Linked DNA regions of Mus musculus: region 2 is linked to region 1. Evidence: chromatin loops called from intact Hi-C (ENCODE). Cell type or tissue: left cerebral cortex. All regions are shown on one strand. Each heading gives the region's core, and the rest is flanking DNA. Links, peaks and the distances in the headings are about the cores only.

Evidence for each region. Hi-C counts contacts between places; a loop is a spot of excess contacts. Peaks named below come from ENCODE experiments on the same cell type or tissue, not always from the same donor. Only the 100,000 strongest peaks of a DNase experiment are listed, where the experiment ranks them.
Region 2: it touches region 1 in a loop (1.9-fold over the local background); 2 of 42 quality-filtered maps call a loop at or near these places.

Annotation. Positions count from the first base shown.
Region 1 is chr13:38,504,342-38,509,718 of GRCm38, reverse strand. Txndc5 (thioredoxin domain containing 5) reads left to right here. Exons shown (of 10, transcript NM_145367.4): 6 at 1,739-1,825; 7 at 2,630-2,770; 8 at 4,913-4,995. Among named protein-coding and RNA genes, the nearest start is that of Gm31834, 21 kb to the left of the region's middle. In left cerebral cortex, for the core only: a CTCF peak has its summit at 3,199 (motif pointing right); DNase peaks (open chromatin) are centred at 1,548 and 3,222.
Region 2 is chr13:38,217,927-38,223,303 of GRCm38, reverse strand. Snrnp48 (small nuclear ribonucleoprotein 48 (U11/U12)) reads right to left here. Exons shown (of 9, transcript NM_026382.2): 7 at 2,528-2,616; 8 at 1,911-2,069. Among named protein-coding and RNA genes, the nearest start is that of Snrnp48, 16 kb to the right of the region's middle. In left cerebral cortex, for the core only: a CTCF peak has its summit at 2,787 (motif pointing left); a DNase peak (open chromatin) is centred at 2,781.

The sequences.
Region 1 (5,377 bases), core at 179-5,178:
TGCTAGCCACAGTTCCTTCCAACTGTTCAAACAGAGAAGCCAGAAGGAATGTGTAACAACTTCTGTGTGCCCGGGCTTTCTGGAACTGTCTAGAGCAGCCCCTGGGCTTCTGGCTACTTTTAATCTTATTGACTTTGTGATGCTCACCAGTCGCTCACTCTCTATGGAATTCCTCTAGAAAAATGTCTCCTTTCCCCACGTGCTGCAGGGCTTGTTTGCATACAGAAGAGGTGCCTCGTGTCTGGGTATGACGATCAGAAGCAGAAGCTGGGGGTGGTAGACCTGGCAGGCTGGCCCTGGTTGAGATGTCTCCCCTCAGTTACTTCTTTGCAGAAAGGAAACAAGATGGATGGCTGGGTGGTGTATCGGCAGATGAGAGTCTGCTGTTTAGCATGGCCCTTGGGGGTGGGGTGATGCTGGGCACATTGTTATTCTCACCGTGAGTTGTATGGATTCTATCCTTTTGTCTGTTTTGCTTTCAATGTCGTAGTCTACCATTGACGGATAATACAGTGACTGACATGATCAATAATGCTGATTATTTCAGTCGTTGAACATTGTGTGGAAATACAAGGCGAAAATACATCTTGCCTTCTGTCCTGCATCCGTCTTGGCATCCTTACTTCAAATTAAGAGTTTTTGTGGGAGGTGATTTGTCTCTACTTTATTCAGTAAAGGCTCTGAGCAGAAGCAGACATGAGCAGTCACAGGCTGTGAGGGACATTGCTTTAGACAGGACCCTCCCTGGAGAATGCTTGTGCCCCTCACAGACCTAGCTGGAAGCTTCCTGGACCTCATTTTAACACCTAATGGCTCTTGCTGCAGCCTTACCGCTTAACATAGTTTAAACCCCATTTTATTGACACAGTGAAAGCCAGCTTAGTTCCGCTTGGCCAATTTTAATGATTAAAAAAAAAAATTAAAAAATAATGCTTGTAAAAATATCAGGCAAGCAGAATCTTGCTTTACATGTAGTAACCTGAGCCAGGCCTGATGGTACAGGTCTCTAATCTCAGCTATTCTGGAGTCTGAGGCAGGAGGATTACAAATTCAAGGCCAGCTGGGACAGCTCATTGGGACTCTATCTCAAAATAAAAATATCTTAAGAAAAGGGCAGGGGATGTAGCTCAGCTGTGCTTGCCTCCTATGAACAGGTCCCTGGGTTCAGTTCCCACCAGAATAAATAGCTACTGAAATGCTTACTTGGACAAGTTTCTAATGCTACGCTTACTGAATGCTCTTATTAAACACGGGCCACTTGCTCAAGTTTGTCGGGCTGTGTGCACAGGAACTGAACTACAGGGACCTGTGCACATGCTAACATGCTTTGTCACTGAGCTGTCGTCGTCCCCCCCACCCTTGATTTGAAACTATGTAAGTGCCAGTGATATCAGGTTTCCTAGCATTGGGAAATGCCCAGGTGAGTGTCCGGTGAGTGTCTTACTCTCTGCAGCCTGCCTCACACTCCTTCCCACACGATGGGACTTCCTAGACCTGCCATTTTCAGTTAAATTCAAATAAATCCCACATCTCAAGACAAATCTCCTCACCACGTTCCATTAGCGTGGGTGGATTTGTGGGTGGCTTCTAGGCAGAGTCTTCTTAAAGCTTGCAGATTGCTACCACGGTTGCTCTGGGATCTGGATTAAAACTTTATTTTTTAAGTATAAATGGTCTGATAGTGCCTTTTGCAAGGCTGTGGAGAAGCCAGCTGAGTGCTCTGTGGTTCTGTTTTCAGGTTGACTGCACGCAGCACTACGCTGTCTGCTCAGAGCATCAGGTCAGAGGCTATCCAACTCTGCTCTGGTTTCGAGATGGCAAGAAGGTATGTCTTTTTTTTTTTTTTTTTTTTTTTTCTTTTTCTTTTTTTGGTCTTTCGAGACAGGGTTTCTCTGTGTTGCCCTGGCTGTCCTGGAACTCACTTCGTAGACCAGGCTGGCCTCGAACTCGGAAATCCGCCTGCCTCTGCCTCCCAAGTGCTGGGATTAAAGGCGTGCGTCACCACCACCTGGCTAAGAAGGTAGGTCTTTAGCTCCTGTGTGCTGTGTGGGGATAACCTTTCCACTAGCCACTGTGGCTGAGTTACTGAGAGTGTACAGATACAGGAGATGGCTACTGTCGGCTGTTGGAGGAACGTGTACTGTTTAATGCGTGTGAATGTGTGTGTTTCCCTTTACTGATAGACCTAGTAAATACAAAACTGGCATTTGCCAAACTGTTCTGAGGCATTTTGGTAAGCTTGGGTTTCCACTGAAATTAGACACCTGTGCAGGCCCTGGACGCCTGTGCTCCGGTATGAACGACCTTTTAGCCCTCAGAAGGAGATTAATCTTTGCTCCTGGTGGGGTTCTGCCTCCCCTCTCCTTCAATGCCTTGCCCATGGTTAGCATCTCAGAATTCTCAAGGAAGTCAATGGATGAACAGCTAGCCCCTACTTTAGACTCTGATGATGTACAGCTTGGGATGGGGGTGATGAAATCAATCTAATTTCCCATCTGAGTGGGAGTGTCTGCTCACAAGAGACACACACACGGCTGGCGCTGAGACTCCTGATAGGGGTCTAACCGGACAGATGGGGTGGGATGGCATACGACCAAGAATGCTGACCGAGCCCGTGTGTCTTGGACAGGTGGATCAGTACAAGGGAAAGCGGGACTTGGAGTCACTGAGAGACTATGTGCAGTCCCAGCTGCAGGGTTCAGAGGCAGCTCCGGAGACTGTTGAGCCGTCAGAGGCCCCAGTGATGGCTGCTGAGCCCACGGGTGACAAGGTAGGTGTTTGTCAGAATGGGGAGGGAGAGGGACCTGAGTATCTATAGAGTCTTCTCACATGGGGTCTTCTGAGTGTGAAATTGTTTCTGGTCTACTGCTACATGCACCTCGTGGACAAGGTCAGCAGAGGTGTCCCTTGAGAATCCCTGAGGGAAGATGCTTGGTGTCAAGCCTCCAGAGTCTGTCCGTTTGCTCTAGTTACTTGGGAACGATGTGTATGTGAGAGTTTGCTGTGACTCTTCTCCGCTGCCCTGGCCCCATTTCTGTTCCCTCCTGAGCTGGCCGCTGTCATTTCACTTTGGCCCCGTAGCAAAGGCTCTTGGGAGATATGCATCAGGAAGGGCTATGGAGAAGATGGGGTAGCCGGATCGCAAAATGTGTCATCCATTAGGTAGTCACCAACGAGGTAGTCAGCCTAGAGAGAAGAGACATGAGCAAGTTGCCAGATGGGGGCGCATGGGAGCCAGATACGGTCAGGAGAATCAGCTGTTGGGTATCAGGAAAGCACTGGGAGGAACTAGGTCCAGTAAAGGGGTGCCAAAGAGCAGCCAGGGATAGAAGCTTGGAGGGTGGAGCCCTGGCAGGTTGGAGTAGGTCAGCTTCAGGAAGATGATGTGCAGTTGCTGAGGCATTGGGCTCTGAATGACAAGGAGACCCCAAAGCAAGGGTGAGGCAGCGGGGGCAGGAGGAGGGGAGCCTAAGGATCCCACTCTAGTGAGGATAGTTCAGGGGGTGGGGCAGGGGGCAAGAAAAGAGGCGGGTTCTGAGGTCACTCCAATAGGAGGAGTCTTTGGCCAATGGTGGCAGATACCCAAACACAGTAAGAAGTGGGGGGTGGGACATTTGGTTGCCTGGGACTGGTTTCCAGGTTGTATATAAGAGAGGATGGAGCAAACACTCAGTGCAGCACTCAGGACCAGGGCAGGAGGGCCACAGTGAGTGACAGGTAGCAGTTAAAGTCTATGGGAGGATCTGTGTATATTCCATGCAGATTGCCTAGTCATTTCATGGGTGCAAATCCTTGGACTGTGGACTAGGGAGGCCCCTGGCACCAGCATCTTGTGGACACCAAGGTATAACTGTGGGGACAGTGTTGTCTCAGCTCCCACTGCTGAGCTCGTCCTTTGACAGTGGGACACTGGGGGTCATGGGCCGGTCCCCTGGGATGAGGGCAGTGACTCACTGAATACCCGTCATGTAGAGAGAGGGTGACGCACACTGGAACTCAAGAAAACTCAGTACTTGGAAATTGGATACATCAGTGCTGTCAGCTGCCCCTGCCCGGGCAGCAAGAAGCCTCCTCAAGCTTAGGGTCTCATTCCTTAAGTTTTGGTTTAAGAAACATGACCACCCACGTTAGGGGAGCATGTGTGTCATCCCTAACAGGGTAATTACACATTGCAAGTGCTTTCATCAAACACCATGGCTATTTATAACGAAGTTTTCCATCTCTAATCTGGCCTCCCGGAGAACATGGCTGCTTATCTGGATGTAGGATGGTAGTGTTTGTAGTCAGTACATGGATCCCGTGTACCGACTGTTGGAGGTCCAGATTGTGTGATGAATGCACCCCAGCGCCTCTGAGGGGGCTGCTGAACACTGGCATGAAGAACTGTTTAAAATGCCTGAGTTGGGTCCATGCAGTTTTTTGTACATCAGAGTACATAGAGGCCCTTTGATATGGGTATAATAAAAACCATCCACCACACCCGTGCAACAGGTCCCTGTTGGCTAGAAGAGGATGCTTGAAGATAGGCAGGGCAGGAGAGAAACACAGCATGTGAGCTCATGCAGACCTACAGAGGCATCTTGGGCTACAAGCCTGGGAGCTATAGGCCTAGCCTAGAATGGACTGGTCCATGCTGCAGAGCCCTGGTAGACAGTACCTGAAGCCCATGGGCTGATTATGGGTAGAACAGAGGTCTGGGAAGTGGGAAGGTCTGTGAAGGGTCTCAGTGTCCTGCCCACAACCCCTCGGCAGCTCTTGGACTTGGTACCCTGGTCCCTGTGCCAATGTCTCTGTCCATCAAGAGATCATATGGCTGCCCTGCATGTAATTTGTAGGCTGCTCTGGCCAGATCCCATCTTCTGCCCTGTTCTGCTCTAATCAGTGTGTTTAAATTGACCTTTCTCCCCTGAAGGGCACTGTGCTGGCACTCACCGAGAAGAGCTTCGAGGACACTATTGCACAGGGGATAACCTTCGTCAAGTTCTATGCTCCGTGGTAAGTTGCCATCTCAGACATTGTGCCAGTGCTCCTTGTCACAGCATGTGTCTCAGCGGAGTGGGCACGGGTCACACTCACACGTAGGCCACCTTGCAGGAAATGACTCTACTGTACCCCGTGCAGCAACCGTTATTTTAGAGAGGAAGATGAGCATTCACTTTTAAAGCTCAGCCTACTTAGGCACAAACAAAACCATCAGTGAATTGTGATGGGCTCAGCTTTCTCGTCGAGCCATTCAGTACGTGACCTAGTAACCCAAACCTTCCTGGCACGGGGTCCTCGGGGACTAGAATCTCAGTGGACGGAGAGCAAACCGAGACCTAGATAGCCTGGCACTGGAGGACAGATGGGTTCTATGACTTCCATGAACAGCTGTAAC
Region 2 (5,377 bases), core at 289-5,288, 290 kb after region 1:
GCAGAGGAGCAGAAATGGTTTCACAGCAGTTAAGTTAGAGATGTTTAGGAACCATTATTCTCTCGACAGACATGAACAGGAACAGACAGCAGAATGAGCAGGCCATTTGGACTTGACCAGATGTAAACAGCAAGTTAATGACTACCTGATCTCTAGCTTCGGTAAATTTGGGAGGGTCACCCCACTAACCAGGACAGAGACAGAGTTCAGTTAGAACCCTGGTGAATGTGGCACCCCAGGAGGTACCCCAGTAAGTAGCTGGCATACAAGATTAGACCTCAATTGGTTTAAATTTATCATTTACCATTAATGTATTATCTCCTAGTTATCAAACTATACTAACAAAGTTAAAACTGGGATGTCACTGATCTAACCACACTTCAACAGAAGAGTTAGCATAGAGAGAAACATGAGAAGGCAGTTTTAACAGAAGACAGGTCTAAACAAATACTGTAAAATTTACTGCCTCACTCAGACATTACTTTGTGAGTGTTTTAAGAAAGGTGGGAGGCACCAAGCTGGTCACCTGGTGGTACAGGTCTATAATCCAGGGAACTTGACAGGCAAGAGGATCAAGTTCAAGAGTTTCTTGTGCTCCAGACTGAGTTCAAGGCCAGAATGGTAAGGTACTGTCTCAAACATTTAAAAAAATATATAAAGATGAGGTGTATGGAGAGTGGGGGAGAGAGAACAAAATCAGCAGGGGAGTTGTGGGGTGCATCTCTAGGATATGCCAGAGACCTGGGATGGGGAGGAGAGGCCCCAGGGAGTCTATGGGGGTGACTCTAGCTGAGACTCATAGCAGTGGGGGATATGGAGCCTGAAGAGGTCATCTTCTATAGCCAGGCAGGACTCCCAGTGGAGGGATAAGGATACCAACCCACCCACAAAACCTTAAACCCAAAATGTGTCTTGCCTACAAGATGTGCAGGTACAAAGATGGACCAGAGACCGAGGGAAAGGTCAACCAGTGATTGACCCAACTTGAGACCCATTCCATGCGCAAGCACCAAACCATTTTCTATATTAATCATACTCCATTATGCTTGCAGACAGGAGCCTAGCATAACTGTCTTTTGAGAGGCTCCACCCAGCAACTAAAAGAAACAGATGCAGAGACCCATAGCCAAACATTAGACAGAGCTTCGGGAACCTTGTAGAAGACTTGGGGGGAGGATTGAAGGACCCAAATAGGATAGAGATGCCACGAGAAGACCAACAGAGACAACTACCCTGGGTCTTTGGGGGCTCCCAAAGCCTGAACCACCAACCAAAGAGCCAGCATGGCCTAGGCCTAGGTTCCCCTGCCCCCAACCCCTGCACATGTGCAGATGTGGAGCTTGGTCTTCATGTGGGTCCCCAAACAATTGGAGCAGGGATTGTCCCTGACTGTTGCCTGCCTGTGGACCCCATTCCCCTAACTGGGCTACCTTGTCTGGACTCAGTGGGTGAGGGTAAACCTGGTCCTTCAGTAACTTGATGTGCCTGAGTGGGGTGATACCCATGGGGGTCCTCCCCTGTCTCAGGGGAAAACGGAGGGGAGTGGAAGAGAAGCTGCGTAAGGGGGAACCAAAAAGGGGGCTGCAATCAGGGTGTAAAGTGAATAAACAAATTAATGAAGAGAGAGAGAAAAGCTGAAGTTACAGCTCAGAAGTAGAGCACCTGCCTACCATGCATGAGCCTCTAGGTTCAACTTCCAATATCACAAAGGAAGGGTAGAGGGCACAGTGTTTTATCATGCATACAGAACTAGGGACTGCATCCCTACACTAGTAGTCTGTGAGCTGACGCACGGTGAATGGGAAGAATTCCATGGTCCCCCCCACCTCTTTAACTTACTCCAATAATTTACTCTTCAGCATTCTAAGACAAAGTCAACAATGCTGGATAACTCAGAGGTAGACACTCACCTCTCTTTTCTTCTTCTTGACTCAGAACTTTTATCTTTATTTCTTTTTCGTTTGTGTGGGCTCCTACTCCGAGCCCTTCTATGTCGTGAACTTTCAACATCCAAATAACTTCCACCAGACTGCCGTGAATCTACTGAAGCTGACCGCCTTTCTTCATTCCTGCAGCACAGAAAGGAACATTCATCAGTTCCTCTCACCAATGGTCTCCACTGCACACAACTATCCACTGAAAGTACAGTATCCCAATCCTATCGATGGCATAATCTTATATTCCAGAGACAGCAGTCAAACGTACAGTCCCTATATTGTCTAACTAATGAGTTCCCTAATATAACCATGTATCATCCCTAAGACCCACATCACCACGACTCTAAATACAGTAATTCTGAGCACTGACCAAAGACAAGCACCAATGAATCACAGTATTTACCCAGAGTCTTGGAAATGCTGTGGTTTAGCAGTATACATAAGCCATGCATTAAACAGATGCCCTAAGCCACACAGTGATGCATGTCCCCAGTTACAGCACACGAGAGGCACACTACCAACGTGCACGGGTTTGACATAAGCACAAAATGGAATAAGCAAACATTTCCTCCATAAAGACACTGGCGTACTTCTCAGCAGCGTCTCCTGCTCTCCCCTGCTCTTCCTGCCAGTGGCTGCTCAGCTCCTCCATGTGCACCTTGATCACATCCCGGATCACCTTGGAAGAAGGAAAAACCAATGTCACATCAGGAAATTGTTCTAAGGGCTGGAGAGTCGGCTCAGCAGGTAAGAGCACTGACTACTCTTCCAAAGGTCCTGAGTTCAAATTCCAACAACCACATGGTGGCTCACGGCCATCTGCAATGTGATCTGATGCCCTCTTCTGGTGTCTGAAGACAACTACAATGTACTCATATACATAAAATAAATAAATAAATCAAAATTTTAAAAAAGGGTGTTGTAAAACTTAAGATCATAAAACCAGAAAAATAGGAGCTGGAGAGACGGCTCAGTGGTTAAGAGCATCTGTTGCTCTCCCATCGGACTGAGTTTGGTTTCCAGCATCCGTGTTGGGTGGTTCACCATCATTTAGAACTCTAAGATTGGGGATCTAAGGTCTTCTCCTGGTCTCCTGGCACCTTCCTCTGGTACCCGCACTCATGTGCACATACCCACACATATACATGTAATTAAAAATAAAGTCTATTAGAAAAATCACTGCTTGTCACACTCAACATTTTCCTAAGGAAGGGCTATGACATAATGGACTATGAGATGCATACACTTAAGAACTATAAAAAGGGCACCTGTCACACTGATGAATAAAGAAATGGTAGATGGCAATATTATTTCAATGTTAACTTTCAAGTTGGAACTATGCCACGACTACATAAGAAAACAGCTTTATTCTCTGGAAACACATACATACTTTTTGGGGATAACTAGTCTTGAACAATTCAAGGAAAAATATGAAATAGAGAGTAAAATATGTACAGAGAGGAGAAACAGCTGCTGGGTGGCTCTTCCCTACAATGCCAGTCCTAAAGGAAATCGAGAATTCCCTGGGCTACACAGTGAGACGTTGTCGAGAACAAAAGGGAAAGAGGATTTAAAAAGGTAGAGTAATGGAATACATGTAACAGGAATGGAGGAGGGGACAGCCTGAGGGGGGAGGGGATCCACAAAGGAGGCCGAGGCAACAGGAGACAATGGGGAGTTTATGAGTAAGAGCAAAGTAGAATGGTGTAGAACATGAAAATATCAAACTGAAACCCGGCACTATGCAAACTGAAATGTGAGGGGTAAGCAGAATTACTGAGTCCACAAGGCCCAGCACCCACGAAGGTGATCCGAGTAAAAACGTGCACAGTTCTTCCTTGCTGGGCTTAGCTTTCTAACTCTCCTGTATGAGGTTATGTGCACATGGTTCTTAAACCTAACAATTAAACCAAAATGAAAGACAGAGTATAAAATGTTAGTTATGTCCCAGATGCTCTCCCAAACAGAGTTCAAATCCCCAACCTGTAAGAACCATGTGAAAGCTTCTTTTTTATCTCACTGCACCATCAAGCAAAGACTAGTCACAGGGAAAACAGATAAACCAAAACAGAGCTGACACGTCTCCCTTGTCCACCAAGAAAAGGTTTTAAAGTACAGGAAGCAGAAGTAATTACCAAAGAAAGGCACTGCAGAGCCAAGCATAGCAGCACCACCTTTAATCAAAGCACTTGGGAGAGAGAGGCAGGCAGATTTCTTTGAGTTCAAGGCCAGCCTGGTCTACAGGACAGCCAGGGCTACACAGTCAGACCCTTTCTTGTTCCGGCCTGACTTCAGTTCTTCCCTCCCTCAGTGAAACTTTCAATACCTCCAAAAGCTAAATGCAGAACAATGCCAAACTCCTCAATAAGGCCTAGAGTCTCCATGACTTCAAGACACTACAATAGAGAGCACGGGGCAGTTCCTAAGCCCAGCCATCCCCCAAAAGGCCCTCAACTTTTTAAAATCTGTACTTACCAAGGCCTGCTGCTTTCATCCCTACTTCCTGCCCACTTCATAGTCTCCCACAGAAAACCCAAGGCAGCCCAGTGTGAGCCAGTAGAGTATGCACCACACACACACACATTCCAGCTCCCAGATCTCATGCAGCTCCAGTTTTTTGATAGCGCTATCTGAGCTCACTGAAGCCCACCTACAACCCACCTAGCACAGGTCTACCACACAGGAAAACAGAGGGAGTTTTCTTAAGCTTCCCATTTCTTCAGAGACACGGCATCTTAGACCTCACAAGAATGTAAGCTTTTAAGAAAAACCACTGCTCCCGCACACTTTAGCACTCACACCATCTGGAACATCTGCTCGCACCTTGTTGCCGTTACCTCTGCACACCCCACAGCAGTGTGCTAGGCATAGTAACTATCATGCATAACGTTGTGCTAAAATCTATCAAAGTCCAGAGCAACCAAAAGGACATATGGCATAAAATGGAAGCCAGGGCAGGGTAAAATGCAGACAAAGCCACTGAAGGGTAAGTCATCAAGTGCAGAGGCAGGAGACAGAAAGTTAAGGGAATACAAACTCCTTACACTGTGCAGTTCACTTAAGTTTGCATAATAGTTCCATGAGAAAGGGGCAACCTAAAAACGGTAAAGAATACAGGATCAACATGATCTCAAAGACATGAGGCCAGAGACGAGCCAGAGAAGAGCCAAGCATTTTTAAACCTAATAATTAAATCAAAATGAACGACAGAGTATGAAATATTACAGCCACTTCCCAGATGCTCTCCCAAAGACAGCTCAAATCCTTAACGTGTGAGATTCAGCAACCTCTTCTGGCTTCCATGGGCACTCAAACATACATAATGGACACACACTCAGGCCCACATACATGCACATAAAGTAGAAATAAATAAAATAAAAAACCTCAATAACTTATGCAAGTCACACAGCCAATGACCAACACCAGAGTCAAACTCAAGC